Regions from separate parts of the Homo sapiens genome. Here region 2 is linked to region 1. Evidence: chromatin loops called from intact Hi-C (ENCODE). Cell type or tissue: PC-3. All regions are shown on one strand.

Region 1 (8,000 bases):
TACAAAGCTGTAAGTTCTCAGGTAGTACAAAAGGCTATTCAGAATTAACATCACTTAATAATAATTTTAGATCAGTGCTATGGGGCAATTAAAATGCTAGAGCTTGTCTTTCATGGATATCAGTCATCAACTGAGGTAGTATGTAATGACATTAAAAGAATAGCCATCCGTTTTTTTCTGTCATTCATTAAGCAAGATTTTGTGAAACTGTTCATTATATTCCAGGGAAGAGACATCATTCTCTGTCTCACAGAGCTTATGGTAGAACAGAACAATTTAGTACTTTAGATATTTAATTAAAAAATGGATTTTGTTTGAAAACAATTTGAAAATCAATAATGTCTTTAAAATGTCATACATTTACCAGAATATACAAAAAATAGACAAAAGTCCATCTGTTATGTTGTAGTTTGGGTCTAATCGGCAAAGCAGATGGAGTAACTATTATGTCTCTGGCATGGTGCTAGCAGTTGTGGGGAGATTAGAGCCAAGAAGAAACCAAAAAAGCCAAGATAACCATCTTCAGCCTCAAGTCCATAAAGATTAGCATGTGAAGTGCAGGACTATGTCATGTAGACAGGTGCTGGGAGAGGAAATTTAGATTTTGGACAGGCCCTTTTCCTTCCCTTGGTCTCAGTGTCTTATCTATAAAATTGGAGATTTAAATGACATGCTTTCCAGGGCCCTTTCCTTTCTAAAGTATGAGGAACAGGCCAGAAAAAGGAGACATCCTTTTGAGAAGGCCTCTGGGAGTAGGAGAGTTGTATTAAGAAGAAAGGAGGCATTGTGGGTGGGCACGGAGTCCTCATGACCTTTTGAGGTCCAGCAACCTCACCTAGGCAGGTCTGGCCAGACCCGAAAGGTTCATGCTTGGAGTAATAATGGTTAGGGAAGTAGATGGGGTTAGGCTCCACTGTGGAGGACTTGAATGGCAATGAGGAACCCCAGTAAGTATGAGAAGCTCTTGGATGGAAAGAGTGCAAAAACACCATGAAAGTAAATAAAGGTCGGAGTCTAGGTAAAGCTATCTCCCTGATATCTAGTCTGGAATGTAGGTGGTACCAGCCACCAAAACAGAGAGGTTGAGAAGGGGATCTGGTTCGGGCTGGAGAGTACTAAGAAGTCATGACTGGTTCCTGTTGCCTAGATTTCTAGTGGACAGGACTTATAAGGAGGTGACAACTGGGGCTCTGGGGCAGGTTAGGGCTCCATCGTACATTATATGTGGGAATCTGTGGACCCAGTTAATCTGAATTCACAATTGGCGTTGTTATTTAAGTGATAGCTGCAATTCACATATGGGACTCTTAGCCAAGGAAAAGGATGTTTGAATAAAGGAAAAAAGATCAATAGTTATGATTACATAAGAATAAGATATGCTTATCTGTCAAAAAAAAGCCAAAACGAAAAGGTTTCAAACTGGTAATAATATGCACAATTACAACAGACACAAAGTTGAAATCTTTACTGTACAAAGAACTCTCACGAGCTGATTAGAGAATCAAAGGACATGACCAGACAATTTACAACATAGGACCCCCAACTAGTTTGCAGACATGGAAAAACTGTTTTATTTCACTGGTACTAAAGAAATGCACATTTAAACATAGAATACTTTTTTTGCCTCTCTAACCCTGATTAAAACAAACAAACAAACAAAGCAAAACCCAACATATATCACCACCAAACAAAAAAAGTAGACAGTGCTGACAAGGGCATGGTAAATATCAAAATTCTCATACATTGTCAGTGGGAATGTAACTTGAATGATCTTTTTGGAAATAAATAGTGTAAACACAGAATATAAAAATATTTATTTCTATGACCCATAATTTCTTTTCTGGGATTTTGCAGAAAAACATACTTTTATACATGCTTTCATTCATTCACTCATTTATTTATTGATTCAGCAAATATTTATTGAGTATCTGGTATCCCTGTGCTATGTGCTGGGGTTACCGGGAAGAACCAGGTAGATGTGGTCCCTGCCTTCGTAGGAGTGGGAAAGATAGACAGAAAACAAATTATCAATTACTTAAAATTATATGAAGTGCCATGGGGGAAAAGTACAGGATGCTATGAGAACACATACTAGGAGACTAACTGGAGTTATCATAAGTGCAACAAATTGGAAACAATCTGAACATCCACATGGAGAAGAATGGTTCAAGAAATCTCAGTACATCCACTTGAAAGATTATTACAAAACCACTTAAATGTCCTTTGATAGAGCATGGAAAATTGCTAGTGATTTAATGCTAAGAGAAAAAGAGATAGAAAATTATGGACCCAGTACGACTACAATTATATTAAAGAAAAAAAGATAGCGAGCGAGCGAGCGAGAGAAATCATCTCCTACCCCTCCCAAATCTAAGCATAAAAGACAGAGACTGGAAGAAAAAAATAATAGAATATAAATAGATCTATTAGTGATTTATTTTCTTATTCTGCTTTTCTGAAGGTTTTGAGTTTTCTTTGAGTCTACATTACTTATATAATAACAATAAGCATTAACAATTTTTAAAATAATGTTTTACTAAGCTGTGATTAATTGCACACAGGTCTACTTTTTTGGTTCCTGGCTGGTTATTTCATTAGCCTCTTGATATCCTGGGAGCCTTTAATGAGGAGAGTAGCCTCAGCCCTAATAAACCCTCACCCTGAAAGGCAGAGGTGATGAGTCAGACATTGGCTGCTGATTTTCGATAACTGACTTTTATCATATTCCCACACAATGCATGGAACTCTTTTTATACCAGTATGGTATAGAGCTACTTGAGTGAATTGCTATTGTTTCTTTCTCATTTATAAATTATAAATTTTAATTTATAAATTATATGGAACAGGAAGTTAATAGTGGTACACAGTTGGAAATATAAAGCTTATTCTGCTCAGCCAGAGCCATCCGAGATAGTCTGGACTTTGGATCTCCATGAGCTTCTTTCTTAGTGAGTTGACACCAGGGCTGATGGTCTGGCTGGAAGAGTTAAAATCTTGGGGTTGGTAAAGGGCTATAGTTCTAAACATCCATAACTGGGAGCTTAGATCAGTTAGTGTATGTGTTGCTCTCGTCCAGCAGAAAAGGAGAGTTCACTTTGCTAAGCAGCGCCCCCTAGAGAAGTTTCACTGCATAAGAGTATTACCCCCAGTTAACCATAAATAAAGTTGATTAGAAATGTCATTGTCCAACTATTCCAATATCTGAGGGACCACTCTATGCACATATAGTGAGGTGCATAATCTTATTGTTGAAACTCCACTGAAACTACACCGTAGGTACAAGTTGTTTTGACAGTGTAAAGAATGTCCCTCACAGTTGAAAAGCTAATATTAACATTCTGTGACACATGAAATGAGGTATTTAGTCACTGAGTTTAAAAAGAGATGTATGGATGGGAATTTCCCCCTTTCCATTAAAGGATAATGAATAATCCACTTAATGGCGTATGTCCTCTAAAACAGTGTCCTTGTAAGCTTAGATAAATATTTGTCTAAACTTTAGTAAAATATTTATTGGCAAAAGAGCTTTTCTCATTTACTAGGTATTGAACTTTGCAGATTATTCAGTTGGTCTTATTGCATCCCATTTGTTATTTCTGCCATTTTGCCTCTAAAAACTGTGCTGAAGACTTTGACACATTTCAGAGCATTACACTAAATAAATCTGTCTTGCACATTCCACTGTGCTTTTTCTGGAATATTATAAATATTCAAATATAGGCACACACGCCGATTCAAAATACAATTTAATACATGCAAATTGTGCATAAATTCCATATTTATAACTTGGCAATAGTTTCGAACTTGTTATCCTATGATATAAATGTATCAAATAGGAGCTCATGGGAATTATCAATAAATGTATTTTTCTGATTAAACTGTGGGCTCTTTTTCAGTCACAATTTAAGCTTCAATTCTGAGTTATATTATAAGAGAATAATTTGCACTTCATTTACTCTGAATTGTCAAGAATCTTGTTCTTCCCCAATGTAAGTGTCTGCAAAGAGGACTTCTTATTCAGTTTGATTGCTTTTTAAATTTTACTAGTGGAGATGCCCTAGTGAGTCTGAGAGAATTGGTCTGTTTCTTATGAAGAGTTTAGTTCTAATGAGTTGCTTCCATGCACTGTTCTGTGCGAATACAGAGCAATTGAAATGTGCGGTGTATTGATTTACCTCAAATGGATTAGGCCTGTGTGCACCATTCCTTGCATTAATTGACTTTCTCCCATAACTGTACTAATAACTGCAAATCTTCAGTATAGTATTAGCTTCAATTTACTCATAAAGATCCTTGGGTTTTTGCTAACTTACTACAGGAGAGTCAATGCAAGCAAGAGTATTTAGAAATTGACTAGGGGGACCAAGTTACATCATACAACCCAGAAATACTTTTAAAGGGCTCTTTGATCATGGCAGCCAACTCTTCAGTTATTACAATAAATAGGAGTTGACTAAACTCACCAGTTAAGACCTAGATTATCACAATGGATGAAAATAAAAAATCCAGCTATATGCTGTGTATAAGAGACAAAGGTAAAACATAAGAACATAAAGCACACAAAAAGGATTGGAATAGGTACACTATGCAAACACTAGCCAGAAGTAAACTGATGTGGCTATGTTGATATCAGACAAAACAGACTTTAAGGTAGAACCATTATTGGGCATAAACAGATCACTGTGTAATGATTAACAGTTCAGTTTTTTTTTCAGATAACAATTCTAAACTTGCATATGCTTAATACCATAAGTTTGAAACGTATAAAGCAAAAGTTGGCAGAGCTAAAAGCAGAAATTATAAAATCTGATTTTTTTTCAGAAATTGATAGGTAAAATGAACAAAAAATGAATAAGGATACAGAGGATTTGAACAACATGATTAACAAACTCAATATAATGGGTATATATATATACACACACACATATACATATACATCTAAAATACACACATACACACACATACACGCACACACACACACATATATATATATAAAATCTGCACCCAATTGGAAGAATACACACACAAGTGCATATGAAACACTTTTGAAAATAGACCATATACTGAGCCCTAAAATTACTCTTGAAAAACTTCAGTGAATGAATTATCTTGTAGACCATACTATCTGATCATATGCAGTGCTTAGACATTGGGTGTTGTGTTAAACCTGAGTGCGTGTGAAGGAACGTTAGTAGTTTGCTATATTTGTAAGTATTACCAATCCTTCACCGACCACATAACATTTCTTAATTGACATACAAAAGTGAAGAACTCCAAGACTTAGGTAGTTTGACCCAGGTAACTTGGCCTTATTTTCCAAGAAGATCTATTACTATTTTGGGGTACCTATTGAGACAGGTCCTGTGCAAGGAGCATATTATATATTTTCTCATTTAATTCTCACGACAACCCTCTGAGGTAGATTTTTTAATATATACTTTAAGTTCTAGGGTACATGTGCACAACGTGCAGGTTTATTACATATGTATACATGTGCCATGTTGGTGTGCTGCACCCATTAACTCATCATTTACATTAGGTACATCTCCTAATGCTATCCCTCCCGCCTCCCCTCACCCCATGACAGGCCCCAGTGTGTGATGTTCCCCACCCTGTGTCCAAGTGTTGTCATTGTTCAATTCCCACCTATGAATGAGAACATGCGGTGTTTGGTTTTCTGTCCTTGGGATAGTTTGCTGAGAATGATGGTTTCCAGCTTCATCCATGTTCCTACAAAGGACATGAACTCATCCTTTTTATGGCTGCATAGTATTCCATGGCATATATGTGCCAAATTTTCTTAGTCCAGTCTATCAATGATGGACATTTGGGTTGGTTCCAAGACTTTGCTATTGTGAATAGTGTCACAATAAATGTGTGCATGTGTCTTTATAGCAGCATGATTTATAATCCTTTGGGTATATACCCAGTAATGGGATGGCTGGGTCAAACGGTATTTCTAGTTCTAGATCCTTGAGGAATCACCACACTGTCTTCCACAATGGTTGAACTAGTTTACAGACCCACCAACAGTGTAAAAGTGTTCCTATTTCTCCACATCCTCTCCAACACCTGTTGTTTCCTGAAATTTTAATGATCGCCATTCTAACTGGTGTGAGATGGTATCTCATTGTGGTTTTGATTTGCATTTCTCTGAAGGCCAGTGACGATGAGCATTTTTTCATTTCTTTTTTAATTATTACACTTTAAGTGCTAGGGTACATGTGCACAACGTGCAGGTTTGTTACATATGTATACATGTGCCATGTTGGTGTGCTGCACCCATTAACTCATCATTTACATTAGGTATATCTCCTAATGCTATCCCTCCCCCCTCCCCCCACCCCACAACAATCCCCAGTGTGTGATGCCCCCCTTCCTGTGTCCAAGTGTTCTTGTTGTTCAATTACCACCTATGAGTGATGTGATGTTTGGTTTTTTGTCCTTGGGATACTTTGCTGAGAATGATGGTTTCCAGCTTCATCCATGTCCCTGCAAAGGACATGAACTCATCATTTTTTATGGCTGCATAGTATTCCATGGTGTATATGTGCCACATTTTCTTAATCCAGTCTGTCATCATTGGACATTTGGGTTGGTTCCAGGTCTTTGCTATTGTGACTAATGCCGCAATAAATATATGTGTGCATGTGTCTTTATGGCAGCATGATTTATAATCCTTTGGGTATATACCCAGTAATGGGATGGCTGCGTCAAATGGTATTTCTAGTTCTAGATCCCTGAGGAATCGCCACACTGACTTCCACAATGGTTGAACCAGTTTACAGTCCCAGCAACAGTGTAAAAGTGTTCCTGTTTCTCCACATCCTCTCCAGCACCTGTTGTTTCTTGACTTTTTAATGATCGCCATTCTAACTGGTGTGAGATGGTATCTCATTGTGGTTTTGATTTGCATTTCTCTGATGGCCAGTGATGATGAGCATTTTTTCATGTGTCTTTTGGCTGCATAAATGTCTTCTTTTAAGAAGTGCCTGTTCATATCCTTTGCCCACTTGTTGATGGGTTTGTTTGTTTTTTTCTTGTAAATCTGTTTGAGTTCTTTGTAGATTCTGGATATTAGCCCTTTGTCAGATGGCTAGATTGCAAAAATTTTCCCCCATTCTGTAGGTTGCCTGTTCACTCTGATGGTAGTTTCTTTTGCTGTGCAGACGCTCTTGAGTTTAATTAGATATCATTTGTGAATTTTGGCTTTTGTTGTCATTGCTTTTGGTGTTTTAGACATGAAGTCCTTGCCCATGCCTATGTCCTGAATGGTATTGCCTAGGCTTTCTTCTAGGGTTTTTATGGTTTTAGGTCTAACATTTAAGTCTTTAATCCATCTTGAATTAATTTTTGTATAAGGTGTAAGGAAGGGATCCAGTTTCAGCTTTCTACATATGGCTAGCCAGTTTTCCCAGCACCATTTATTAAATAGGGAATCCTTTCCCCATTTCTTGTTTTTGTCAGGTTTGTCAAAGATCAGATGGTTGTAGATGTGTGGTATTATTTCTGAGGGCTCTGTTCTGTTCCATTGGTCTATATCTCTGTTTTGGCAGCAGTACCATGCTGTTTTGGTTACTGTAGCCTTGTAGTATAGTTTGAAGTCAGGTAGCGTGATGCCTCCAGCTTTGTTCTTTTGGCTTAGGATTGACTTGGCAATGTGAGCTCTTTTTTGGTTCCATATGAACTTTAAAGTAGTTTTTTCCAATTCTGTGAAGAAAGTCATTGGTAGCTTGATGGGGATGGCATTGAATCTATAAATTACCTTGGGCAGTACGGCCGTTTTCACAATATTGATTCTTCCTATCCATGAGCATGGAATGTTCTTCCATTTGTTTGTGTCCTCTTGTTTCATCGAGCAGTGGTTTGTAGTTCTCCTTGAAGAGGTCCTTCACTTCCCTTGTAAGTTGGATTCCTAGGTATTTTATTCTCTTTGAGGCAGTTGTGAATGGGAGTTCACTCATGATTTGGCTCTCTGTATGTTATTGGTGTATAAGAAT
Region 2 (8,000 bases), 320 kb after region 1:
GATAGGGAGCCATTGGGAGGGCTTAATTAGGGAATGACAGGTCAGGTATGTGCCATCTGGGGGTGTGGAAGTGGCATGGGACTGGAGACCTGAAGAGTAGGACGGGATGCTACTGCAATGTTTTAGTAGAGAAGTGATGAAGGCCTGACCCCAGGCAGTGGTGCAAAGGATGGATTTCAGAGCTATTAGAAACTGGAAAGGACTTAAGCGAATGTTTAGCTCTTAGTAGTGAGGGGAGATTAGAGGAGTCAAGGATGGCCCTTTGGTTTCTTGCTTGGACAACTCTTTCATTTGTTGCTATTATTTCGACAATTGCTTATCAGTGACAGGAAAAAGTTGGCCTAAACTTGTAGACACAAAGCAGGTTCACTGTGCATTGTTTATAAACTTCTATGGGTTTGGTGAGACAGAACACACTCATAAGCAACAAGTTACATGAAGTGGGTTTATTACTTACAGATAGGCAGCAAGGGACAAAAGAAGCCTAGGATCCACTGTGAGATGGTTTCCCAAGACTCAAGAAAGCTGCCTGGGTGAATGAGTCTCGATTAAGCATGCCTCACTTGCACCATAGCTGAGAGACCCCAAAAGGCAGCCTTTCCTGAGTTATATACCTCAGGGGCCATGTGACTCATTTAGCAAAGCTTTGAAGGACATCCTGCTTCTGAGAGAAAGGAACAAAGGCTGGGCTGTCCCAGGCAGTTCCTCCCTATCTCAAGATGTTAGATTCTCCAGGAAGGACTGGAACAAGGCTTTTGCTGTTTCAGGCAGTTCCTCCCTATCTCAGGATACTGCACTCCCAGCACATTCTACAGTTATTCTTAAGAATGACAAGCAAGAATGAGGGGAGTATTGTGTTGGTCCAAGGCCACCCAGAGAACTGTCATTCAGTAGAAGGTGGTAAACCTTTAACTGTGTAGTGCCTGTAAAGTCACCATGGGCATACAGAAGCACCAATCAGCCATTCAATTAACCCATGTAACCCAATGGGGAGTCATGGCTCCAATTTAAAAATGTGACACCTTGTCATTTTAATTAGGTGATACATTTGGTCACAAGAAAGTCCTGTCCAATTACTACTAAGTGAAACAGGTGGCGTATGATTTTCCTGGGGCTGAACTGGCCTCATTCAGTTAAAATTCAGTCAGTCCATTCAGCGGCACCCTTCAGTTTCATGTCAACCTGAAGAAAGATTTCCAGCAACTATCAGAGACTTGCTCTCACCTGCATCTTGCTCTGTTTTGATCAATGCCTGAATCCAGGCATTGCCAACAGGAACAGGAAAGTATGGTGAAGATATTGGGGGATATAATCAGAATGTAGATGTCTTTTGACAGGCTTAGATTTCCTCCATCAAGAAGAGATTAAACAGGGCCACAAATACACTGCATCAGTTCCTGACAATATAGATTGCGTTCCAGCGTGGCATATATGTGAAAGTATGAAACAATTGAGCTTACTGTGTATCAGTGGTGTGGTGTGGCCGCCAAAATGGTCCATGTGATCTGAGGCCACATTAAGAGAAATGGTGTCAAGAATGAGGAAGGTGATAGGCTGTCCCTTCTTGTTGCTTGTCAGATCGTGCTTAGCAGGCCATGTTCCAATAAAGTGGAATGCACTTGCAGGCAGACAACAGGATAGCGGGGCCTTGAAGCTATATAGAGAATAGTTGAAAACCATTTTTAGCATAAAGAAGAGAAGCCCTGGGGTAAATGCTGTCTTCGAATATCTGAAGCCACACAAGTGGAATTTTAAAAAGGTCCCTAAATAGACCATGATGGTCTGGAAATTACCACTTTGTGCTGACCACTCCGTACCTTATCTTCAGCCCAGGTTGCTCTCTGAGTGCCAGATCTGTTCATTCAACTCTACTCAGATGTCCCGCAGGCACCTCAGTCCTTCCTCCAGAGCTCTAGGAGGCATCCTTAAGTCCTCCTCCTCTTTCTCCCCCGAATCCCTTTTGTCACTTTTACCCGCTAAATATTTCTCTAGTCTGCTCCTCCTTCTCTTTTGCCTTGTCTTCTGCAGTGGCCTCTTAACTAACTTCACGAATTTCATCTTCATATACATAATGATCTTTCTAAAACACAGACCTCATCATGTCATTCCCCTGCTTAAAGCCCTTCAAAGCCTCTCTGTTGCCTGCAGAATTAACTTTGAATGCTTTAATATGGCATCTGTGGCCTTTCACAACCAGGTCCTGGGCTCCCTCTCCATCTTCAATTCCTGCCACTACTCCTTCACTCCCCGGGAGGTTTTTTGATGCACGTTTCTCTTGCACAATAGGCTGGTTTATGCCTCTGTGCCTCTGCTCATGCTGATCCTTCTGTCTCATACTCCTTTCCTCTCTCCTTGACTCATTTTTTTTTTTTTTTTTTTGAGATGGAGTCTCACACTCTGTCACCCAGGCTGGAGTGCAGTGGTGATACCATGGTGCACTGCAGCTTCTACCTCCTAGGCTCAAGTGATCCTCTCGCCTCAGCCTCCCTAGTAGCTGAGACTACAGGTGTGCACCACCACGCCCACTAATTTTTCTATTTTTTGCAGAGACAGGGTTTCACCATGTTGTTCAGGCTGGTCTTGAACTATTGGGTTCAAGTGATCTGCCCACCTTGGCCTCCCAAAGTGCTGGAATTACAGGTGTGAGCCACCGTGCCCAGTTGCCTCATCTAATTCTTGTTTTTCAAAATAAAGCTGCAGAAACCCTTGTCTTATCTTTAGGCTAGGTTAGAAATCAGTGTGAGGTGTTTTTTTTTAATCATACCCTGCACTTGCTCCAAGCATTCATGGCACACACAATTGAAACACTTTCCCCGGGTTTCCATGTCTTATCCCTGTCTGTATCCCCAGTGCCTGCCATAGTGCCAGGCACACATTAGGTGCCAAGACTAAGCAAGTCTTGACCTGACCTGACCACTGAGGGAAAACTGGCCATGTCTCTGTTTGCCCCCGACCCCAGCTGCATTCCCCAGCGTGCTTCTCTGATATTGCCCTAAAAGCTCTTCCTTGGATATAATGAGCATCCTGGATTCTTTTTCTGACATAACCTCCAAGGTGTTATCTTTACCTGCCTTCCTACTTCCAACACACCATGAAATTCAGGAGACCCCTGGACCCTGGACACCTACCCTTCAGCAGATCTTTCTTTCTTTCTACACATGGAATATTTCTAAGCAGCATCAAGTGCTTTCAGTTGAGGCATTCTGGGTCCCCAAGGCTATTTGCCCTGGAAGAAGGGGGCTGTTGACACTCACTGAATCTCTGCAGGTTTTGTCATATGAGTCTAGGTGGCTGTTATCACCAAGGCAGCAGTGTGTGTATGTGTGTGCCCCTCTAACTTCTCTGCTGCAGTGAAAATCCCTACAGTGTAGACACTGAGGCTGCCTACGTTGGGCTGTCCGTATTTCTTAAGGGCACTAGGTGACCTTCAAGTTGAATGCATACTGGATCCACACACCCACAACATGAGAGACCCTCTCTGAAAGTCTGTCTCTGTGTTGCCTTCTCTCTATCCATGTTGGGGTAGGGGTGGTGCTTATGAAACATTGATTGTGTCATTAACCCTGGTGGTTGGGATGTATTTGCTCTGAAAGGCTAGGAACAATGTTTAGGAAGGAGAGCTGCAGACTTCCACTGTGGTGCACTCTTAATATTTACCAGAAGATGTCACTGTAGGCTTAAACCAATACAAGAAGTTAGGGCAAGAAGACTTCCAGCTAAGCATGAAGGTGACTCCATTTTGGGGGGTTAGAACACCGAGCAGCCCCCATTACAATGCATGCCTGGAAAAGCTGGTTGAAAGGTTAATCCAAATGTGTCACAGACCTTAATAAATTTCTTTTTTTTTTTTTCCAAATAATCAGACTAATTGCCACTAAACTGTTGCCTCAGGGCTAGCATAAAGGCTCAATAAGTATGCACTGAATGGATGAGTACTAAAGCTAGGAGTGGAAGGAGGGAACCCAGGGCTTTAGTAGTCATCTTTGTTGGTAAAGGCTACTGGAGAACAAAAGCTGCTACTCTTTAGCAGTGGCTTCTCATAGAGATGAATTTTAGTGGCACCAACAAGATCAGGTCCTAGGGAAAGTAGTGAGACAAGTGAAAGTGCTCTTGGCCCCTTTTCCATCCTCACTCCCAGATGCTTCTCCTGTGCCCAATGCTTGTTTCTTCCTGAAAAAATATATAAAGTGATTTATTTTAAGAAAAACCTTCCTGTGATTTTTTGCAAGGCACTTAGAAGATTATCCAGAGTTTTTATGTCATGAGGCATGTCCCTAGCTCTCTCCTTCCTCTTCCCCAGGATAGTTCATCAAGTAAGCAGTTAAAGAAGTTACTGAGATTCTGCTTTATGCCAGGGATGAAGGCCAATGTACAAAGCTGGAATGGATGGGATGAGGGCTATATAGAAGAATAGGACAGAGCCCCTGTCCTTGAAAACATAGTTTAAGTGGAAATATAAACAATTAATTGTAATTCAGTATCACACATTTTTGGGGGAGGCAGTGGGGTGGAGGGGTAGGGTCTCACTCTATTGCTCAGGCTGAAATGCAGTGGCACAACCACAGCTCACTGCAACCTCCGTCTCCTGGGTTCAAGTGATTCTCGTGCCTCAGCCTCCTGAGTAGCTAGGATTACGGGAGCGCACAACCACACCTGGCTAATTTTTGTATTTTTAACAGATGGGGTTTCACCGTGTTGTCCAGGCTGGTCTCAAACTCCTTACCTCAAGCAACCCACCCACCTCAGCCTCCCAAACTGCTGGGATTACAGGCATGAGCCACCGTGCCCAGCCCCAGTATCACAAATATTTTAACAAAGGCTAAGTATAGAAGTGCTATGGCAACACAGAGGAAGAAATGATAACTGGCAACACAGAGTGGGGTACATTTTTTCACAAAAGAGATGGTACTTGAACTGGTATTGAAGGATGAGTAGAATTTTCCAGCCAAAGAGGGAAGATCATGGCAGGCAGAGCAAGCACCATGTACAGGATAGAGGCATAGGAGATAGATTTCAGGATGCCTGAGGTGATGGAAGCCCCAGTTGGGAGAAACGTTTCCTCAATGAACATCAGCCAATATTCAGTTAAGCAGGTGGCTGAGCAGGTTCCCTGTGGCTCCTCATGTATGTGTAGAGAACAACCACTCCCTCAGATGGGAATGAATATTTCAGAAAAGTTGCAAGCCATTCTCCGGGTTTCCTTTAAGAAGCTAAATGCTAATATTCAATGTTTATTGTTGCTTTCTTTCCACAATATGCCCTTCTGTGGCCTCGTCCTTCATCTTCTGTACCTGAGTGGTAACCCATTTCTCATGAAAAGCACAATGACACGGTTCTCTCCTTAAGTATGCCTGATTGTATCATGGACTTGATGTTTCTGGGGCGTGTGCCTACCATGTATGGTGTGAGTGTGTTAACATGTGGTTTAAATGTTTGCTAGTCTGCTATTTGAGCAAAGAACTTTGTTTGAAGCCCTAAAGAGAAGACAGCCATACAGCAAAGCCTCCACACTTGCTGACATCCACGTGCCCTTTTAGTAGATAAGGAAAAGGGACATTTTGAAGCTGCTGATAGAGTTAAGTTTCCTATCCTGGGAATATTATCATAGGAGCAAAGGTGGAAACCAAGGTAGTAGCTTGCATACATGCCATTGGCAGCTACCATGTCTATTTCAGTCAGTGACTAACCACAGCGTTTATTGCTGGAGGCCCTGGGCTACTCTGCCTATCTCTACATTCCACTTCCATAATGTATGAGCCATAATATGACAACAGCCAGAATCAAGAGTATCATATCATACACTCTTTTAATGAGTTTTTTAAAAACAAAAAGATATGCAGATTAGACTGGATATTAGAAAAAATGCTATTGCATATTTAATAAGATTCGAATTTGAACCCACTTGTCAACTCCATTTCACTCCAATAAAGTATGTGCTTCCAATGAGTCTCCATTTCATGATCACTAAATGGTTTAGAGTGGGGGGCATGAAATAAAGTGGTTGCCTAGTTAGCCAATGGTGTCATTGGGAAGATTTTGTCTTTGGTTAGAGAGGGAGAAAAAGAGGGGAAGGGGGAACGAACGGGAGTGAAGCATGACAAGGTCAATGTCTGGAATCTAACCTTTTCATACCTGTTTTAGCTGAAGTATCAGCAAATTGGTTGAAAAAATTAGCTATCTCTAGGCTAGTGAGACTCAGAGAGGGGACTGCAGTACAGTTTACAGGACAAATGCCATCAGATCCCTGTCATTTTTGCTTTGCCTTCCTTTTTAGCCAGTGAACACCACATATGCCATGTACCTCCATGACTCCACTTATTTCGCCCATATCTCTGACTGTTGGTTTTTGTGCTTCATCCATAGGAACTTCCACTACATCACCATCCTCCGAGACCCAGTGTCCCGGTACTTGAGTGAGTGGAGGCATGTCCAGAGAGGGGCAACATGGAAAGCATCCCTGCATGTCTGCGATGGAAGGCCTCCAACCTCCGAAGAGCTGCCCAGCTGCTACACTGGCGATGACTGGTCTGGCTGCCCCCTCAAAGAGTTTATGGACTGTCCCTACAATCTAGCCAACAACCGCCAGGTGCGCATGCTCTCCGACCTGACCCTGGTAGGCTGCTACAACCTCTCTGTCATGCCTGAAAAGCAAAGAAACAAGGTCCTTCTGGAAAGTGCCAAGTCAAATCTGAAGCACATGGCGTTCTTCGGCCTCACTGAGTTTCAGCGGAAGACCCAATATCTGTTTGAGAAAACCTTCAACATGAACTTTATTTCGCCATTTACCCAGTATAATACCACTAGGGCCTCTAGTGTAGAGATCAATGAGGAAATTCAAAAGCGTATTGAGGGACTGAATTTTCTGGATATGGAGTTGTACAGCTATGCCAAAGACCTTTTTTTGCAGAGGTATCAGTTTATGAGGCAGAAAGAGCATCAGGAGGCCAGGCGAAAGCGTCAGGAACAACGCAAATTTCTGAAGGGAAGGCTCCTTCAGACCCATTTCCAGAGCCAGGGTCAGGGCCAGAGCCAGAATCCGAATCAGAATCAGAGTCAGAACCCAAATCCGAATGCCAATCAGAACCTGACTCAGAATCTGATGCAGAATCTGACTCAGAGTTTGAGCCAGAAGGAGAACCGGGAAAGCCCGAAGCAGAACTCAGGCAAGGAGCAGAATGATAACACCAGCAATGGCACCAACGACTACATAGGCAGTGTAGAGAAATGGCGTTAAATGGCTCAAAAAGGCCTGTACATACTTCTCCCAAAGCGCCACTGAAAAGATGGCATAGCTTAAAAGATGAAAGTGTCCAAACACATCCTGCTTCCTTCATTGGGGAAGTTTTAAAAAAAAGTTTAGATGTTGCCTTTACAGTTGCCTTTCAATTCAGTGTTATACTGTGTGTAGGTAAAACAAATCTCAATATGGAATTAAATTGTCTTTTTGGGGTTGGACTAAATATGAAATCCGAAAGCCAAACCAGACTCACCAGAAATTGCTGTTTAGATATTTTAAGAAGTTCTTAAATTAGTTATGGAGACAAAGTGAAAACATAAAATGTGACCATTTAACTTATGGCTAAGAAATGGACTTTAAATTATTCATGATACACTGTTAAAACCCAATCTTGGAATCAAATATTTTTTCCAGGGGTGAGAATAAGTATAAACATAAAGCAACTAAAATGAAACATAAAACCTTTTATTTTCTTCTGATTTTAACAAGGAATCTATTTAAATAGAATAACAACTGATGGTGAATCTTACCGAGCTGTAGAAAATAAAAAATTCCTCTCCAAACATGGGTAGTTTTATGTCAAAATATTGGCTTTTCAAGAACAGGACTCATATCTTGATATTTAAGAGATGTTTAAAATTTTAAACTTTTTCTACCTTCTACTGTTTAAAGGTTTTACACAGGGTGTATCTCACATTAAACAAAACACCTTTTTTTCAAAATGAAATACCAATGTAAAGATCTAATTTCCAGGCGCTTTCAG

The links. Hi-C counts contacts between places; a loop is a spot of excess contacts. Peaks named below come from ENCODE experiments on the same cell type or tissue, not always from the same donor. Only the 100,000 strongest peaks of a DNase experiment are listed, where the experiment ranks them.
Region 2: it touches region 1 in a loop (3-fold over the local background); 1 of 110 quality-filtered maps calls a loop at or near these places.

The regions. Positions count from the first base shown.
Region 1 is chrX:132,944,198-132,952,197 of GRCh38, reverse strand. The region is part of intron 2 of HS6ST2 (heparan sulfate 6-O-sulfotransferase 2); the gene reads left to right. Among named protein-coding and RNA genes, the nearest start is that of HS6ST2, 10 kb to the left of the region's middle. In PC-3, a CTCF peak has its summit at 3,134 (motif pointing left); no DNase peak of the experiment used is centred here; H3K4me3 peaks cover 482 bases; H3K27ac peaks cover 3,369 bases.
Region 2 is chrX:132,627,457-132,635,456 of GRCh38, reverse strand. HS6ST2 (heparan sulfate 6-O-sulfotransferase 2) reads left to right here. Exons shown (of 5, transcript NM_001394073.1): 5 at 6,364-8,000. The coding sequence ends at 7,234. Among named protein-coding and RNA genes, the nearest start is that of HS6ST2-AS1, 36 kb to the left of the region's middle. In PC-3, CTCF peaks have their summits at 3,446 and 3,648 (motif pointing right); no DNase peak of the experiment used is centred here.